Regions from separate parts of the Homo sapiens genome. Here region 1 is linked to region 2. A link is a loop called in an ENCODE intact Hi-C map of the cell type or tissue named here. Cell type or tissue: Panc1. All regions are shown on one strand. Links, peaks and the distances in the headings refer to the core of each region. The heading gives the core; the rest is flanking DNA.

The links. Peaks named below come from ENCODE experiments on the same cell type or tissue, not always from the same donor. Only the 100,000 strongest peaks of a DNase experiment are listed, where the experiment ranks them.
Region 1: it touches region 2 in a loop (4-fold over the local background); 9 of 110 quality-filtered maps call a loop at or near these places.

What each region holds. Positions count from the first base shown.
Region 1 is chr11:1,542,840-1,551,194 of GRCh38, reverse strand. No RefSeq gene overlaps it. Among named protein-coding and RNA genes, the nearest start is that of DUSP8, 25 kb to the left of the region's middle. In Panc1, for the core only: CTCF peaks have their summits at 1,571 (motif pointing right), 4,142 and 4,420 (motif pointing left); a DNase peak (open chromatin) is centred at 2,639; H3K4me3 peaks cover 1,785 bases; H3K27ac peaks cover 221 bases; H3K27me3 peaks cover 197 bases.
Region 2 is chr11:1,821,020-1,829,374 of GRCh38, reverse strand. No RefSeq gene overlaps it. Among named protein-coding and RNA genes, the nearest start is that of SYT8, 9.8 kb to the left of the region's middle. RefSeq lists an enhancer at 5,133-5,634. In Panc1, for the core only: CTCF peaks have their summits at 2,405, 2,607 (motif pointing left), 3,995 and 4,232 (motif pointing left); no DNase peak of the experiment used is centred there; H3K27ac peaks cover 4,229 bases.

The DNA of each region.
Region 1 (8,355 bases), core at 1,348-6,347, 280 kb after region 2:
TGGATGGATGGATGGGCAGATGGATGAATGGGTAGATGGATGAGTGGGGTGGATGGGTGGGTGGATGGATGGATGGATGGATGGGCAGATGGATGAATGGGTAGAGGGATGAGTGGGGTGGGTGGGTGGATGGATGGATGGATGGGCAGATGGATGAATGGGTAGAGGGATGAGTGGGGTGGATGGGTGGGTGGATGGATGGATGGATGAGCAAATGGATGAATGGGTAGAGGGATGAGTGGGGTGGGTGGGTGGATGGATGGATGGGCAGATGGATGAATGGGTAGAGGGATGAGTGGGGTGGGTGGATGGATGGATGGATGGATGGGCAGATGGATGAATGGGTAGAGGGATGAGTGGGGTGGGTGGGTGGATGGATGGATACGTGGGCAGATGGATGAATGGGTAGAGGGATGAGTGGGGTGGATGGGTGGGTGGATGGATGGATGGATGAGCAAATGGATGAATGGGTAGAGGGATGAGTGGGGTGGGTGGGTGGATGGATGGATGGGCAGATGGATGAATGGGTAGAGGGATGAGTGGGGTGGGTGGGTACATGGATGAATGGGTGGAGGAATGAATAGGATGGATGGATGGATGAATACATAAATGGGTATTCATAAATAGGCAAGTAGATGTGTGGCTAGGGAGTAGAAGGAAAGGAAGGTGGACAGATGGATGGACGGGTGGAGAAGTGATGGGGTGGATAGGAGGTGGAAGAATGGGTAAATGAGAGGGAGGGAGGGAGCGAAGGTGGGTGGGTAATAATGTTACATTGCGTTAGTTGCACTTCTGTTAGTCTTACATTAAAGCCAGCTTGTGCTTACCTCCATTCTCCATTGGACTGCAGATGGGTACCTGGTCTTTGCATACAGAAGGTACCCAGTGAATGTCCAATGAATAAGCCACATACTAACTGTCTTGGAGTGGGACATCACAGGAGAGACCCTCTCCAAGGCCCAGGGAGAGGAACAGGCTTGGTCAATGTCCCTTAGAGGGTCAGGGGCCAAGTTGGGGCTGGGCTTGGTTCCTGGTCTCTCAGGCACCATTCCTCTGCCTGCCGAGCCATCCCTGGAAGTAAGCTGGAGGCTGGTCTCAGTGGCACCCCTGCCAGCTGCCACTGTACTCCTGTGGATGGACTTACCAAGGCCCTTCCGGAGCTCAGAACTGAAGAGACTGAGCAGGAGAAAGGGCAGAGGGCCAGTTCTCAGGAAGCCTTTCAGGAGGAGAGTTTTGGCCTCTGAAGGCCAGGTTGTGTTTGGAGGGGCTGGGGGCAGGTGGGGCAGGAGGACATTGCAAAGGTCCACAGCATGGGAGAAAAGGCAGAGGTAGGAGCGCCCTGCGGGGAGCCAGGCAGAAGCTGAAGGCCTCTGGCCAAGGCAAGGCCCGACGGGAAGAGGGTGCATCTCGATGGGGCTCTGAATGGCAGGTGGGTTGGGGGAGTGTCTAAGAAGAGTGGTTCTTTGTGGGCAAGATGAAGGGAGGACTTGCTGTTAAGGGGAAGCCATGGAGTCTTTGAGGGGCCTATACAATGGACACCAGCAGAGGGTGCCCCAACCTCCCCGGAAGGGCGCAGGGCACAGGGCAGGGCGGGCCCTGGACAGAGGGTGGGAGAGGAGGGGCTGATTCTCAGCAGAGCTTCACAACAAATGCCTTGTGTCCATGGTGGGAGCACGTGGGGAAACTCAATTATCCCTGCAGGCAGCTGGGGCTCGGCGGCACAGTCCCTCCAGAGAAAGCACAGCCTTCTGGCCCAGGGGTGAGGGTCTAGACCTGTAAGGCAGCCCACAGTCCCAGGCCCCACTCCTGCCCCTGGGAATGGGTCTCCTGGGGTAGGAGCCTCTGTGGAAGACACTAGGCCCTGAAGGCGTGATGATGGCTTGTTTGTGAAGCGAGTGGTCCCTGACTGTGGGGACCAGAGCTCAGAGGGGATCCTGGTGGGGCGAGGGGAACATGCGTGTGCCTCCCACCCCCAAGCAGGGCGATGCCAGGGCAGGCCTTTGCCAAACACTAGGCAAGTGCCTGGGTGGATGCCCTTCAGTCCTTCCAAACTGAGCAGGTAGACTTGTCTTGCTTCAGAACCCTTCAATGTCCCCCTCCAGAGGGGCTGGGTTGGGGGTGGCCTCAGGGAGGGAAGGGGTATGGGAGCTGAACTGGAGTTGAGTGAGAATGCTGGGGAGAGGGAGGCCTCAGTAGTGGGGTGAGAGGAGAGGAACTCAGTGAAGGGCCTTCATTCTGGAAGGTGGGCGGGGGGAGGGGGACGGGTGCTAGGTCCAGGGGCATCTCTCCCAGTCTTTGCAGACACCACCCATGAAACCAAGGAACAGTGGCCTGTCCCCAGGCAGCTCCCAGGAGGAAGCTCTGGGAAGGAAAGGGGAAGACGCCGCTTACCCCTTCCCCGCCAGGAATTCTGCTGCCCCCCCCCCCCACCAAGTCCAGTGCCCTCCCACTCTGCCCCAGCACATGCGCCCTCATGGCTGAGCGCACCTGCAGAACGCACTCCCGCCCCCCACACACCTGGGGCCTCCGACCAGGACAGCGCAGGGCAGGTGACTACCCAGGAAGGGTAGGGGAATGTAGGGGGACTGGTGGCACCGTTGGCATCGCCGGCCGAAGCCTGCCCCTGACTGACGCAATTGCCGGCCGGTCGCAGCTATAAATAGCCAAGGAGAGCTGGAAATAGAAGCCAGGGAAGGGCCAGAGGCGGGTGGAGGGAGGAGCTTGGGCTTGAGCACCTGATGCCAGAGGAGGAAAACAAAACTCCATTCTAGGGCTCCCCTCCCTCATCCCACCCCAGCCCAGAGGGGCGTTTGCACCCGGAAACGTTTGGGGAAGCAGGGTGAAGTCAAGAACCTGCCCAACAGTGGGCGGGGCCTCCCTGCCGCGAGGGTCGGGGCGCGTGGAGCCTGCGCTGGCCACAGCCCGCGGTCTTCGGCTCTGGGTCATCTGCGGGGCAGTGGCCCCTCCTGATATCCGCCCGCCCCCACTCCCAAGCAGAAAGAGATTCCGGTGCCTCTCCACCCTCCCCACCCCACTCCCTCCGTCAAGCCCCTGGCCCAGGAGACCCCCGACAGCCCTGGAACACAGGGCCGATTGGCGAGATCAGTGGACACTAGGCCTGCCCAGAGCCTAGCCGGTGGGGGCGGCGTCCTGGGGGTGGGAGGGGGGCTTGTGGGGCAGTTTCCATATCTTCCTCGCCCAACCCAATCCTTCGGCCAGCGGCAGGAATGGGGCTCAGAGACTTTGCCGGCCTGGGGCAGGGCGCACTGCAGCCAGTGTGGAAGCCAGACCCAAACCGGACGGTCCCGGTGCCTGGTTCTGCTCGGTCACCTCTTGCCCACCTACCCAGCGGGCGCTCACAAGCTGGGGGCCCAAAAGAGGAACAGAAAACCAGAGGACTGGGGGGGCTTTGAGGCTGAAGGGCGAAGGCCCTTCCCGGACACCCTTGAGCCCTCCACCCTGAGCCCCTAGCAGCGCCAGGGAGTGACTTCAGTCCGGGTTCCTACTGTGGGGCCTCCGCCTCTCGGAGGGCATTAGGGCTGGCAAGGCGCGGCCGATGGGGCCCTTCGCCTGTGTGGACCGTAACAAGAAACTCCAGGAGGGGCAGGATTGAGGGCAGTAGGACGGGGTTGGTGTGGGCGAGGGGAGGTTTGGGTCCCCCCACCTCTCCGGGCAGCTGGTGGCGGCCCCGCCCTCCCTGAGGGCAAGGAACCCGCAGCCGGGAGGACGGCGGCTGCAGGCCAGTGTAGGGTGGGCGCGGTCCCATTAGAGCGGGCGGGGTCCGCCAGGATGGGCGGTGAGGTCAGCCCCGACGTAGGGGGCCCAGAGCATCGCTGGGTGGCTCGGGTGGCACCGGCGTCCGGGCCGCCAACCCCGCAGGAAGCGCCCAGTCACAATCCCGCCCCAGGGCTCCTCCACGCCCCGCCGCCCAGAGCCCAGAACCTGCCCAACCTGCGCGCGCCGCGGGGCGCAGCCGGGGGCTCCGAGGACCGGGAGGCAGGCGCGGGGGGTGCGCCAGCTGCTCGCGATGACCTCACGCCCGGCGGGGCCGCGCCCACTCCCAGACTGCCCTCCGCGGCGCTCTCCATCCGCAAAGCGCCGCTGCTCCTCGGCTCCCGCGTCCTGCGCGCCCCTCGCGGGTCCGGGTCCCCAGGCACTGCTGGCGTGGAGGGCGGGCGCGGGGAGCAGCTGCTCCGCTCCGAGCACGTGGGCAGCGCGGCTCCGGGTCCGGGGCCTAGGTGGGCAAACACCTGTCCCGCATGGGCGGGGCGAGCGCCCCTCCGGAGCCCGCCTGTCCGGCCCGGGGAACGTAGTATGAGCTCTTCTCCCGCCTCGGGCTTCGACTTGGGCTCGCCCGCCACCCCCACCCGGCGCTCCCCGAACCCGAGGCGGAGCGCAGCCCGGCAGCGCCATCTGCTGCCCGCGCCCGCCGAGGCTGGGGCCGGTTCTCGGGCCGGGGGCCCTGCACGCACGCCCACCCGTCGGGAACCCACCTGCTGGGAGGAAGGCACAGCCCTGTCTCCACCCCGCGCCCCCAGCCCACCCTCCTTCTAAGGCCCTCCCCTTGGTCCTTCGGCTGCCTCAGCTGTACCCACAACCTGCACCTGCTCTGGGCTTGCGGGTCCCGCAGGAAGGTCGCCCACACCGCGGCCCCAGGGACTCAGGCAGTCAGTGACCAGCTGTGTCTCCAGCCAGGTTTTCTCCCTGTCCTCCAGACCGGGCAATGCCAAATGGCAGCGGCCACCTGCGTCTGACTAGGCCCCCATCCCAACGCCTCCAACCCCCTTCGCGGCCACCCCCCCTTCTCAGGTAAGCAGTACACCTAGCTGCTGTTCTTGGCTCTCCCGCCACCACGCCCTCACCTGGATGGTTCCGCCAGACCCCGCAGGCCCCTTAGTCCGCCCCAGCCCTACCCAGCTGTCTACAAAGCGCATTCCTGGAAGGGCCCCTCCCTGGTCTGCCGGTGTGCTCTGCGCTCCTCCCCCAGCCCAGGTGCAGGGCGGCACTCTGAATCCCCTACCGTGCAGAGGGCATGTTCACCTCGGCCCTTGACTTCCCAGCAGGGCCTGGCATTGAGGGTGCCGCCCTGGGATATTGTGTGTGGCCTGAGGCTGCTGGAGCCAAGCACCGCAAACCAGGCGGCTTCAACAGAAACGTCTCTCCAGCCCTGCGCGGTGGCTCATGCCTAGAATCCCAGCACTTCGGGAGGCTGAGGCAGGCGGATCATCTGAGGTCAGGAGTAAGACACCAGCCTGGCCAACATGGTGAAACCCCAGTCTCTACTAAAACTACAAAAATAAGCCGGGTGTAGTGGCAGGCACCTGTAATCCCAGCTACTCAAGAGGCTAAGGCCGGAGAATCCCTTGAACTCGGGAGGTGGAGGTTGCAGTGAGCTGAGATGGCGTCACTGCACTCCAGCCTGGGTGACAGAGCAAAATTCTGTCTCAAAACAAAACAAAAAAAGAAGAAAGAAGGAAAGAAAGGAAGGAAGGAAGGAAGGAAGGAAGGAAGGAAGGAAGGAAGGAAGGAGGGAGGAAAGAAAGGAAGGAAGGGAGAGAAAAAGAAAAGAAATGTCTCTACAAGGTCTGGAGGCCATGAGTCCAAGATCCAGGTGTAGGCAGGTGGGCTCCGTGGAGGGCCAGGAGGGAGCATCTGCCTCAGCCCCTCGCTGCAGCCTTTCACAAGGCCGTCCACCCACCCTACTCCAGTGTGGCCTCATCTTAACTAGGTTCTTCTGCAGTGACCCTAGTTCCAAATAATGAGGTCACATTCTGAGGTACTGGGGTCAGGACATCGACATATGAATGTGGGATGCACAATCCCACCCATAACAGGTATCGGTGGGAGAAGGAGGCGTGTGCAGGCTCTATGACCACCACCGGGAACCCTTCAGACTGCCCTCACCACACTGCTGGCAACCAGTCCTAGGAACGGGCTCCGCAGAGGTGAGTTTGCAGAGCCAGCATCCCAGGAGGTGGGGCCCGCATGGGTTTGATAAGTAAAAGCTGTCAGGCTGTCAGGGTCCATCTGGTCCGGGGACTCCCACCCTCCTGCCCTCCAGCAATGCCTGGGGGGATCTTTAAATGCAGGGCCCAGGGACCTACATAGCCAGCCTCTGTGGGGGCAGGGCTCAGGAATCTGTATTTCCAAAGTTTCCCTACGGAGTCTGCTGCATCTGTTGATGAGACATGTACATTTGGGGACCTGAAATCTAGGGGTCCCTACCCAGTGGATGGAGGGGACAATAGTGAACCCCAGCTGGCTAGAGGCAGAGCCAGGAGGAAGGCTGAGCCTCCTGGCCTCCATCTGTAGTTACTGTGTGGGTGCATCCCCACGAGGCCGAGGCCCTGCTCCTTCACTGCTTCCTGACCCTCCACGCCTCCAGGCCACGCTTTGGCCATGTGCACCATGCACTCTGTGTCCCAGGGCACAGGCTCCCACCAGGACAGCTTCTCCCAGTCTGGCTCCAGGCACTGCGTGGCTTGTGGGAGCAGCAGCAGCTCCCACTGGACCCTGGAGGGCAGAGCTGTCCTGCCAGTACCCCACCTGTGTAATGGGCCTCAGTGTCCCAATCCAGGAGAGGGAGCTGGAGCAGGCCTGGTGCCTCCTCCTTCCCATAGGGAGACGGGGAACCTGTGCACAGGCTAGCTCTGTGGGGGCCAGTTCCATACTGTGCCGCACCCACTGGGCCCTCTGGGGCCTCAGGGTCTTGTCTGCAAAATGGGAATTGGGGAGGGGTGGAATGTCAGTAACTTACTTTCCCGTTCCTGCTTTTTGTGGATTTTTTCCATTAACATGTGTGGAACCCTTCTGGTGCTGGGGATGGCCCCTCGGAGCCCCCGTGCCTGGGAAACAAGCCTCTGTCATCACTCTGAGATCAGTGGTTTCTGTGACAGGTGTGTACAAAAGGTGCCACCACTCAGGAAGGCTGCCTGGAGGAAGGGGCATGTGAGAGAGGCCTTGTGTGATGAGCAGGAGTTCTTTGAGAGGAGCAACTCCTTCCCAACAGTAGCAGCACATTCGAAGCCCCGCAGTGCAGGGGAGCCCATGACTGCAGCCACGGGAGCCCCTGACCGACCACACACCCACCTAGGGCCGGGCACCCTGCCGAGTGCACAGGATGAAGTAGTTCCTAGAGCTGGGGAGGGGGCAGGGAACGGTCAGTTCCCAAGGATGTCAGACTCTGTCCCCAGGGCAAGGGGAGCAAACCTGCAGGTCCTTGCCTGAAAGGGTGTTTTGTTAGGGGCTGGCACCACCGGCCAGGAAGGGTGGTGGATCCCGGCCGGGTGGGGGTGGCAGGAAGGGTGCTCATTGGGGACACAAAGGGCAGGTTCCCAACTCCCCAGGTCAGTCACCTCTTTGCTTCAAGGAATGGCCTGCAGGTGACCCTGGGGGTCAGGGCCTCAAGGAGCAACCCACGGCAGCCTGGACGCTGCCTGCCCTGAGCGCTCTCTGCCCAGGTCTGGACAAGGACTCTGCCCATCCTGCACTTGCCAGCTGGCAGGTGGCCTGTGCCCCAGCCTCAGGCCTCATCTGCATTTGCAGATCACTGGCACCTTACAAGAATGATTCCCAGGGGAGATGAGCCCCGTCTCAGCCTCAGGTAAAGCACACCCTATATGCTATGAATCATGTGGCCGGTAACTGCACCTGTTACAAGTTGAATTGTGTGCCCCAGAAAGATATGCTCAGAGATGGGGCACGGTGGCTCACACCTGTAATCCCAAGGCTTTGAGAGTCCAATGCAGGAGGATCGTTTGTACCCAGGAGGTTGAGGCTGCAGTGAGCTGCGATGGTACCGTTGCACTCCAGCCTGGGCAGCAGAGCCATACCCTGTCTCAAATAAATATATATATATACACACACACACACATATATACACACACATACGTGTGTGCGCATAAAATAATAAACATATTTTATATATATACATATATATGTGTGTGTATGAGAGTGTGTATATATGTGTACATATATATGTATATATATGTGTACATATATATGTATATATATGTGTACATATATATATGTATATATATGTGTACATATATATATGTATATATATGTGTACATATATATGTATATATATGTGTACATATATATGTATATATATGTGTACATATATATGTATATATATGTGTACATATATATATATATGTATATATATATATGAGACAAAGTCTTGCTCTGTCACCCAGGCTAGAGTGCAGTGGCACCATCTCAGCTCACTGCAACCTCTGCCTCCCAGGTTCAAGTGATTCTCCTGCCTCAGCCTCCCGAGTAGCTGGGACTACAGGCATGTGCCACTACGCCTGGCTAATTTTTGTATTTTCAGTAGAAACAGGGTTTCACCAT
Region 2 (8,355 bases), core at 2,258-7,257:
CAGGTGACCTGCCCCTCCTTGGTCTCCTGTTGTCACCAGGGTGCCACGACAGCGTGCCCCCCACCTGTTGAACCCTCTGAATCCCCCATGACACATGGTACTTAAGCCTGGGTGTCAGCCCAGGGCCGGGAGCCTGGTGCCTCATTCCTGTGGTTTTGGACGTCCTGTGCTCCAGGCATCTCACTGCTGGGTGCACCTCCTCTGCCCTCGTGTCTGCCCTGTCTGAGAGCTGCTCATTCCCATGGCTCTGTAATGTGCCTCTGAGGAGCTGAGCTTCCACCTCAATTCACTGACATCTAGACACGTGTACCCCATTATTCTAAATACCTAGAGCCCTGTACTCCATTGGTGTCAGTGTGTGGGTTCCTGTCCCCATCAGCCTGAGCATCTGGGTCTCTGGACCCCATTACTGTCAGTGTGTGGGTTCCTGCACTCATCAGCCTGAGCGTCTGGGTCTCTGGACCCCATTGCTTGGAGGCTTGGGCAAGTTTCTGTCCATCCGCCCTCTTGACAGTTCTGGAGCCGGAACGCTAATCACTCGAATACCTGGATGACAGAGAAACGGGCCCTGATACCCCACTTGTCTGAGTATCTGGGCAGCGTGGATCCCAGGACTCTGAATGTCGTGGTGCCCTATATGTCAGAAGTGAGGTTATCTTACCCTGAGAGCTCCGGCTGTCTCCTTCCACCCGAGGGGCTGGTAACCCTTTCTGCAGCTCTCTCAGCGCAGGTGCAGCGGGTGCTCCTAGCCCACATTTCTGAGTGGTGTGTGTCTGGAATCCTCTGAGAGTGTGGGTGATATTGCACACATCTGCAAAGGTGCCCCCAGTCCCCTGAGGACAGAAAGCATAGCCCTTATTCACCCACGTGTCTGGACACACACCCTCCCTTCTGGTCCCACTGCAGGGGGCCCTCTTATTGTGAAGGTTCAGGTCCTGCAGACCCAGTCACTCAGACAGTTTGGCTCCAGTACCTCCTTACCTGAGTGTCCGGCAGCTGACTGGGTGTCCTACCCCCTCCTCCGACCATCTGAGTAGTGAGGACTTCAACCATCACCCTGACGGGCACTCTGCCCTGGGTTTTCGGGTCTCGGGACGCTCCACCCCAACCCTCTGTGCGACGGCTTACCTCGCCCCCTGCAGCGTCGGGAGCTGTGCACCCACATTCCAAGCCCTCGAGCCCCCCTCTTCTCTAGCTGCTTGAGGGCTTTGATGCCTTGTACCCTGTCCGTCAGGGTCTTCAGCAGCCTAACCCCCACTGCCTGCCTCGAACGCAGATGCATATCCCAGGTCGAGGGCCCCAGTGCCAGTTCCAAGTTCCCCTGTTTCTTTGGACGCCTGCTGCCCTTTCATCAGCGGCTGTCTCGGCCGTGGGAGCTACATTCATCCCTGTCCAGACACCCCTGTGCCCTATTCACGAATTCTCAGCTTCATCACCTAAGCCTCCAGGGGTTTGTGCCCCTTCCTCAGAGGCCTGAAGTCCTCACAATCCCAGAAGCATCTGAGAGACATGAACCCCACTGACCCTAAAATTGGGTGCCTTGTCCCCCCACGACCCTGCACAGCCAGCGACATGCCCTTTGCCTGTGACTGTAGATGCCCATCTGGAATCAGGGTGCCGTCGCTCATACACCCCTCCTGAGCATCTGGACCACGTGTCCCCGTGAGTCTGAGTATTGGGGTGCTCTGCTCCCCATTCATCAGGGGTTCTTAGCAGTGTGTGCCGTCAGCCACCTGTGCCCCGCACCTCACACAGGCCGAGTCCCAGGCTGAGGGCCCCCAGTGCCGGTTCCAGGTCCTGCTGCATCTTTGGACACCATTCACCGGTGTCTCGGCCTGTGTGAGCCCATTCACCCTTGTCTCGGGGCCTGGGTTCATGCGCAGCTCCGGGCAGTCTGCACCCCATCCGCCCACGTCTCAGAGACAGTCTGTGCATTGTCGCCCTGTTCCAAGAACAGCTGCCGTGCAGCCAGCAGGCACATTCCAGGGTTTGGCCAAAAGCCAATGCAAACCCTCATACTGCTGGCACTAGCAGCACCGAGTGGGGGCAGACGCAGGGACTGACCTAGGTGGGGCACGAGGGGAGAATGGGGACCCACAGTTTGGAGCCGTGTGCTCAAAGCCTTCCCTGTACACACAGGGGCCTGGAGAGCAGGGGGTGTCGGGGTGTGGGAGCCCAGTCCCCGACAGAGGCATGTCCTGGACCAGCTGCCAGAGGGACCAGCGAGTGTGCAGGCTGGAGGAATGTTCCAGGGCCCTCCACCGCGTTGCCATTTCCTGCCCAGGCTGCCTTGGCCACCCACCCACTGGCTGCCCGGGCTGGGACACATGGCGGCCTGGCTGTCAGATGTGTCAGCATCGCCTTGGGACAGGGTCCCAAGGCCAGAGAAGTGGGGGACAGAGGCAGGCAGTAGGGGTGTGACACCTCTGGGGGCTGCAGACCCCTGCCCCTGCTCCAAACCTGGCTGGGACGCTGGGTGCTGTGAGGCTGTGGCCCAGGGAGGGAGCCCATTGGAGCCCATTGAAACCCGCGCCCCCACCCACTCTGACTCTTTGCGGGAAGGCCCTTCGCTCAGCCTCCCAAGTTTCCTGGCAGTGCGCTCCCTGGAGGTCAGAAAATGACGTGGTGTGCATGCAATGTCTCCTGTCCTGGGGATTCCTGGGGTCACCCTGGAGCTGCCCCAGCTTTCCAAGCCCTGTGTGAGTGCGAGCTGGGTCCTACCCACCAGGGCCCCCGTGGGAGAGATGAGCGGGCAGGCTATGGGATACGCAGGGGCCGTCTGGGCTCTCTGGGAGGTGGATGGGGGGCTGTTCAGGTTTTCTGGGGAAGAAGAGGAGGCCTAATTCAGGCTCTGTGGTGGGCAGGGTGGTTTGTATCCCTGGATAGGAGGGCAGTGGGTCCCACCCTGTGGGGTCCCCACACTTAGGACCCGGAAGTCGCAGTTGACCCCCAGGTTGGAGAGCCCCGGGGCCCCCACCTGTCCTGGTGCTGCATCCTCCCTGCCCCGCCCCCTTTCTACTTGCTCGGGATTCCAGCCTCGTTCCCACGGCTGCTGGCCCCACACTCTCCAGGCACCCCCAGCTCAGGGGCAGACCAGAGGTTTGGCTTTCGGAGCCCCCCGGGGTTCCTGGTAGGATGAGCCAGGAGCTCCCTTCAAGCAGGTGGGGGACTTGCAGGTGCGACGGGGGCTTTTCCACACCTTGACCAGGCTGGACCAAAGCCCCGCGGCACCGCCTCCACCATGCACGCACCTGCCGTGAGCAAACGCCCTGCGTGCAGGCCCCACTGTGGGCAGACGTCACTGCGTACAGGCATCACTGCATGTAGGCGTCACTGCGTGCAGGCCCCACTGTGGGCAGACGTCACTGCGTGCAGACGTCACTGTGGGCAGGCCCACTGCGTGCAGGCCCCACTGCGTACAGGCATCACTGCGGGCAGGCCCACTGCGTGTAGGTGTCACTGCATGCAGGCATCACTGTGTGCAGACATCACTGCGGGCAGGCCCCACTGTGTGCAGGCATCACTGTGTGCAGACATCACTGCGTGCAGGCCCCACTGTGTGCGGGTGTCACTGCGGGCAGACCTGGGGCAAGGGTTGTGTGACACAGGAGTCCAAGTAAGTGGCTGCTGGGCTCAGAGAATAAGGAAGGAGCCAGGGTCACCCACGGCCCCCAGCCCCACCCTGGCTACAGAGTCCTCCCTGCAGTTCCAGAGGGCCCCTCCAGCCAGAGGGTTTCGGGCCTGGAGCACGTGGCATCCTGAGGGCCGCACTTCTCCCACTGCCCTCGAGCAGGCTTGGTGCATCTGTGATGCGGGTCGGGGCTCCTCGTTGCCCAAGCCCTGACTGGGGCCCCCCACCTGCCTGGCCGGTGGGCTAGGGGTTGAGTCCCAGCTCCCCTGAGTTGGCTCCAGGGTGGCTCAGGATCCAACCCAAGGTGCCCTCAGGGCCTTTCTCAGCCTCCCCCATGGGCATCCCCAAGGGTGGCTGCTGGCCGGGGATGACCGACTGGCCCCAAACAAGGCACCTCTGCCATGGGGGTCCCAGCAGGAAAGCCTGGGCTGCACGGGGCAGAGGTTGCTGGCAGAGCTGGATCATTTGGGCTCCAAGCTCCCCCTGCTGTCTGCTGGCCGCTCCTGGAGGTGGCCTGACCTCCGGCTCCCGCCCGACCCCTGCTCCCTCCCTGCCCTACGGGCCAGACTCCGCCTGCTGCCTCCCAGCCCAGCCTGCCGGCCTGGCAGGCGTTCGGGCGCCCCCTTCCGTACACAGGCCTCTCGCAGGCCTCTCCAGTGCAGGCCTGGACCCTCCTGCTCCCAGGGGCGCCGTCCTGGGACCCCTGACTGTTCAGAGCCTTCCTCCTGGGGTCCCTCTCCACAGGGGCCCTTTTTCTAGATAAAAGTCTCTGTCCTGGGAGCCTGGTCTGCACAGAAGCCTCTGAACTGGGGTCTCTTTGGAACAGCTCTCTGCCCTGGGACCCTCCGTCCCCAAAGGAGCTCAGAGCAGGGCAGTTCGTGACCCCAGGAGATCCAGATCATCCTGGAAGGGGTTTTAGCTTCCTGATCTCAGATGTTCCCCTCGCCCCCAACCCAGAGGGTCACCTTAAGTCCTTGACATTGAGGCATGAGAAGCCACCACTGAAGTCATCTGAGTGGCTGGGAGAGAAGGAGAAAAAGACCCAGCGAAGCCGGAAGGCCACCCAGCATGTCGGGGTCTGTGGAAGTTGGCAACCCAGCAGGACTCATCTTCCCTGGGGTGACATGGGAACACCAGGCCTAGGCCCACACTTCGCGGAACAGGGGTGCACAGACTGCCCATGTCGGGGTCCAGAGGGGCCTGCCTAACACTAGGCATCAGCTTGCAGGCGGAAGAGGACAGGAGACCCTTTCTGGCAGTGTCAGCCCCAGCCCTCACCTGTGAGTGTGGGCGCTTGACCCACACAGCCTCACACACACGCACACGCCAGGCACGGGCACACTGCTACGCACCTGTGCACACAATGCACGTGCACACTCACCCACGCACACACGTACTCGCTCTCTCCACGTCAGCCCCGCAGGTGACTCTGGGATCTCCACTGTCGCCCCGATTCTTGCAGCTGCCTTCTTGGTGGAAACATTCTGCAGCTTGTCTAGACTCTGCACAAACCTGCTTTGGAAGGGCCAGGTCTTAGTTCCCCGGAGGCCACTGGCTCCCTGCACCCTGCACTGCCCTCCTGGCCAAGGCGCACACAGAGAGACGTCAGGTGCCACCCAGCTCTGTGAGCACACGCTGGCAGGTGAGGGCATGGGTGGGTGCCAGGGCTGCCCAGCGCCTGCAGGTCTCACCGCCTCTACCTCTGCTCCTCACCACTGGCCACTTCCTTTGGCTCCCAGTGGGGCACATGGGGTCCACCAGTGGCCAGCACAGTGGCCAGCCAACCAAATCTGGCCTCATCCAGCAGGATGGAGAGGAGGCTGGGCCCACCCTCCTCTGGGCACCCTCCACCCAGCCCCAGCCAGCGGGTACGGCTGTCCTGCCTTTCCCGCCTCTGACAGCCACAGCATGTTCCAGCCACGCTGGATCGCGGGGGCTTCCTGTTCACCTCCATTAAGTCTGGGGTGGCTCTCAGCCTCCAGCCTCTGCCACCTTTTTAGGGCCAGATTCTGAACAGAGGTGAAGACATGCAAGAGCCTGGTGCTGGGCGGGGGAATATGGGGGCCTCCAGAGGCCTGTAGCCCACCTGCCCCCTGGGTATGCTGCCCCTCACTCCAGCCTGCCCTCCCAGGCCTGGCCACCAGCAGCCCCTTGGGCCTCCCTGTCCATGCTCACCCTCTCCAGAACTGGACATGGTCAGGGGCTGGTAGGTAAGGGACTCTGACCTTCGGGAAAGGTCCTCCCCGGGTCAGAGCAGACCCACCCACAGGGTGGCTCGTCTTCCCAGGGATGGCACGGGAACACCAGGCCTAGGCCCATGCTTCGGGGAATAGGGGTGCACAGACTGCCCATGTGGGGGTCCGGAGAGGCCTGCCCAGCGCTAGGCAAGAGCCTAGGCCCACAGTGTTTACCAGGGGAAAAGAGCCCAGTGGGCCTTCAGTGACCTGGGAGTTGTCCTAGGACTGGAGATCAGAGGGCCAGTGTTCTAGGCAGAAGCAATGCAGGCACACAGCAAGGGCGCAGGACCAGCTCGCCAGAATCCAGCCAGGCTATGTTGACCTAGAAGCTGCCCTGCGGTGACCTGGGGACCTGGAACTTCCCAAGCTCCTCTCTCTCCTTGCCTGGAGACCCTGACTGGCTCCCAGCTGCACTTCCAGCCCACTTGGCTGCTTGTTTGCCCAGTGCCCACAGGGCAGGGTTGGGGGATTAGCTCAAAGTAGGCCAGCAAAGGGCTGGTTCTTGCTAAGGCTGCCGGCCGGAAAGGCAGCATCTCCAAATATAGAGAACTCTGGAGGGCTCAGGGCAGGCCCTAGGGTAGAGAGGAGGGTTGGCCTGGGGGTGGTGGCAGTGGAACCTCTCTACTGCTGGCCTCAGTGGCTTCTTCAGGCCCTAGAGTCACCTCATGGTGACAGCTGCTTCTGGCTGGGTTGGCTGATTGTTGGTGGCCCAAAGCCAACCCTCCCCTGGTTACTCTCGGCCACCCCTCCCTGACCTAACTGTGGGCATATCTGGCTGGCGTGAGGTGTGGGGTGTGGGGTGTGGGGCTGAGGAAAGTTCCTTTAACCCATCCAGTCATCCTGGTAAAAGAGCTGTCTGGGTTTGTGTGTCTGCCTGTGTGTGTTCCCCTCTGTGGTTCCAAGAATCCTCCTTGGCTCTTGAGTTTCTGTGGGCCCCTGGTGTACTTCTGGTACTTGTGGGTGTGTCTGAACTTCTGGGTCATCCACAGGCCCCAGCTTCTGTCCTCTCTGTGGGCCCATCTGATCTCCAGGGGCCTGGGTAAGCCTGCATTTCTGTGGGTCCTAGCATGGCACCCAGAGACGCTTGGTGTGGGTCCCTCTGCCTACTAGCTGCAGGATGCTGAGCAAGAAGGAGGGCCCTCCTGAACCTCACATGCCCCCTCTGCAGTACACACATCCAAGGGCTGCCATAAGTTACCACGTAGGAAGCGCGGAGAGCTGTAAGGTGGCTGGGATGTCAGAGGCTATTCCTGCTAGTGTGTGTTCATCTGCCTGTCCATGGGGCTCTGTGTTTGCAGGTATGCTCATATCTGTCATTTCCTTCATCCTCTGTGTGCCCCTATCTATCCTCTCTCTGCATCTATCTATCTAGCTACATGGATAGCCAGGTGGATAGGTAGATAGATTGGTAGCTAGCTAGCTAGCCACTCACTCATTTACCCGCTAATCCACCCACCTATCTACACAACCATCTATCCATTCACACAACCATTCATCCATCCATCCATTCACTCAACCATTCATCCATCCATCCATTCATCCATCTATCCACTCAACCATCCATCCATTCCTCTATCCACTCATCCACCCACTCATCCATCCACATCTATCCACCCAACCATCCATCCATCCATCTATGCATCCTTCCATCCATCCATCCATCCATCCATGCATCCATCCATCCATCCATCCAATCATCAGTCCATCCATCCATCCATCCAATCATCAGTCCATCCATCCATCCATCCATCCAACCATTTATCCATCCACTCATCTACCCACTCATTCATCCATCCACCCATCCATTCATCTACCCACTCATTCACCCATCCATTTATCCACTCAACCATCCTTCCATCTACCTATCTATCCATCCATCTATCCATCCATCCATCCATCCATCCATCCATCCACCCATCCATCCATCCATCCATCCACCTACTCATCTGTCCACTCATCCACCCACCCATTTATCCACCCAAACATCCATTTATCCATTCATCCATCCATCCATCCATCCATCCATCCATCCATCCATCCATCCACACATTCATCTACTCATTCATCTACCCGCTCACTCACCCACTCATCCATTCACCAATCCATCCACCCAACCATTCATCAACCCAAGCATCCATCCATCCATCCATCCATCCACCTACTCCATTTTGCCTTCTCTCCCTCCTTCTTCTCCTCCCTCCCTCCCATGTATGACTTTATGCAGTCATGGAGGTGGTGCTGGACACGCAGGCCCCAAGATTCTCATGGTAATAGTCAGTGGCTGTCATCCTGGCTTGCTGGGTCTGGCGCGATTCGTAAGCTGCCGCATTGTAGGTGTGGCCCCGTTGTTCTCAAGCTCCTATGTACCGAATATCTGTTGCAGCTTGTAGCTGTGCTGAGTGAGTAGGATGGTGCAGGAGCAAACTTTTAAGACCCACTGGGCGGTCCCTGGGTGATTTTAGGCTTCTCAGGAATTAGGCGTTCAGC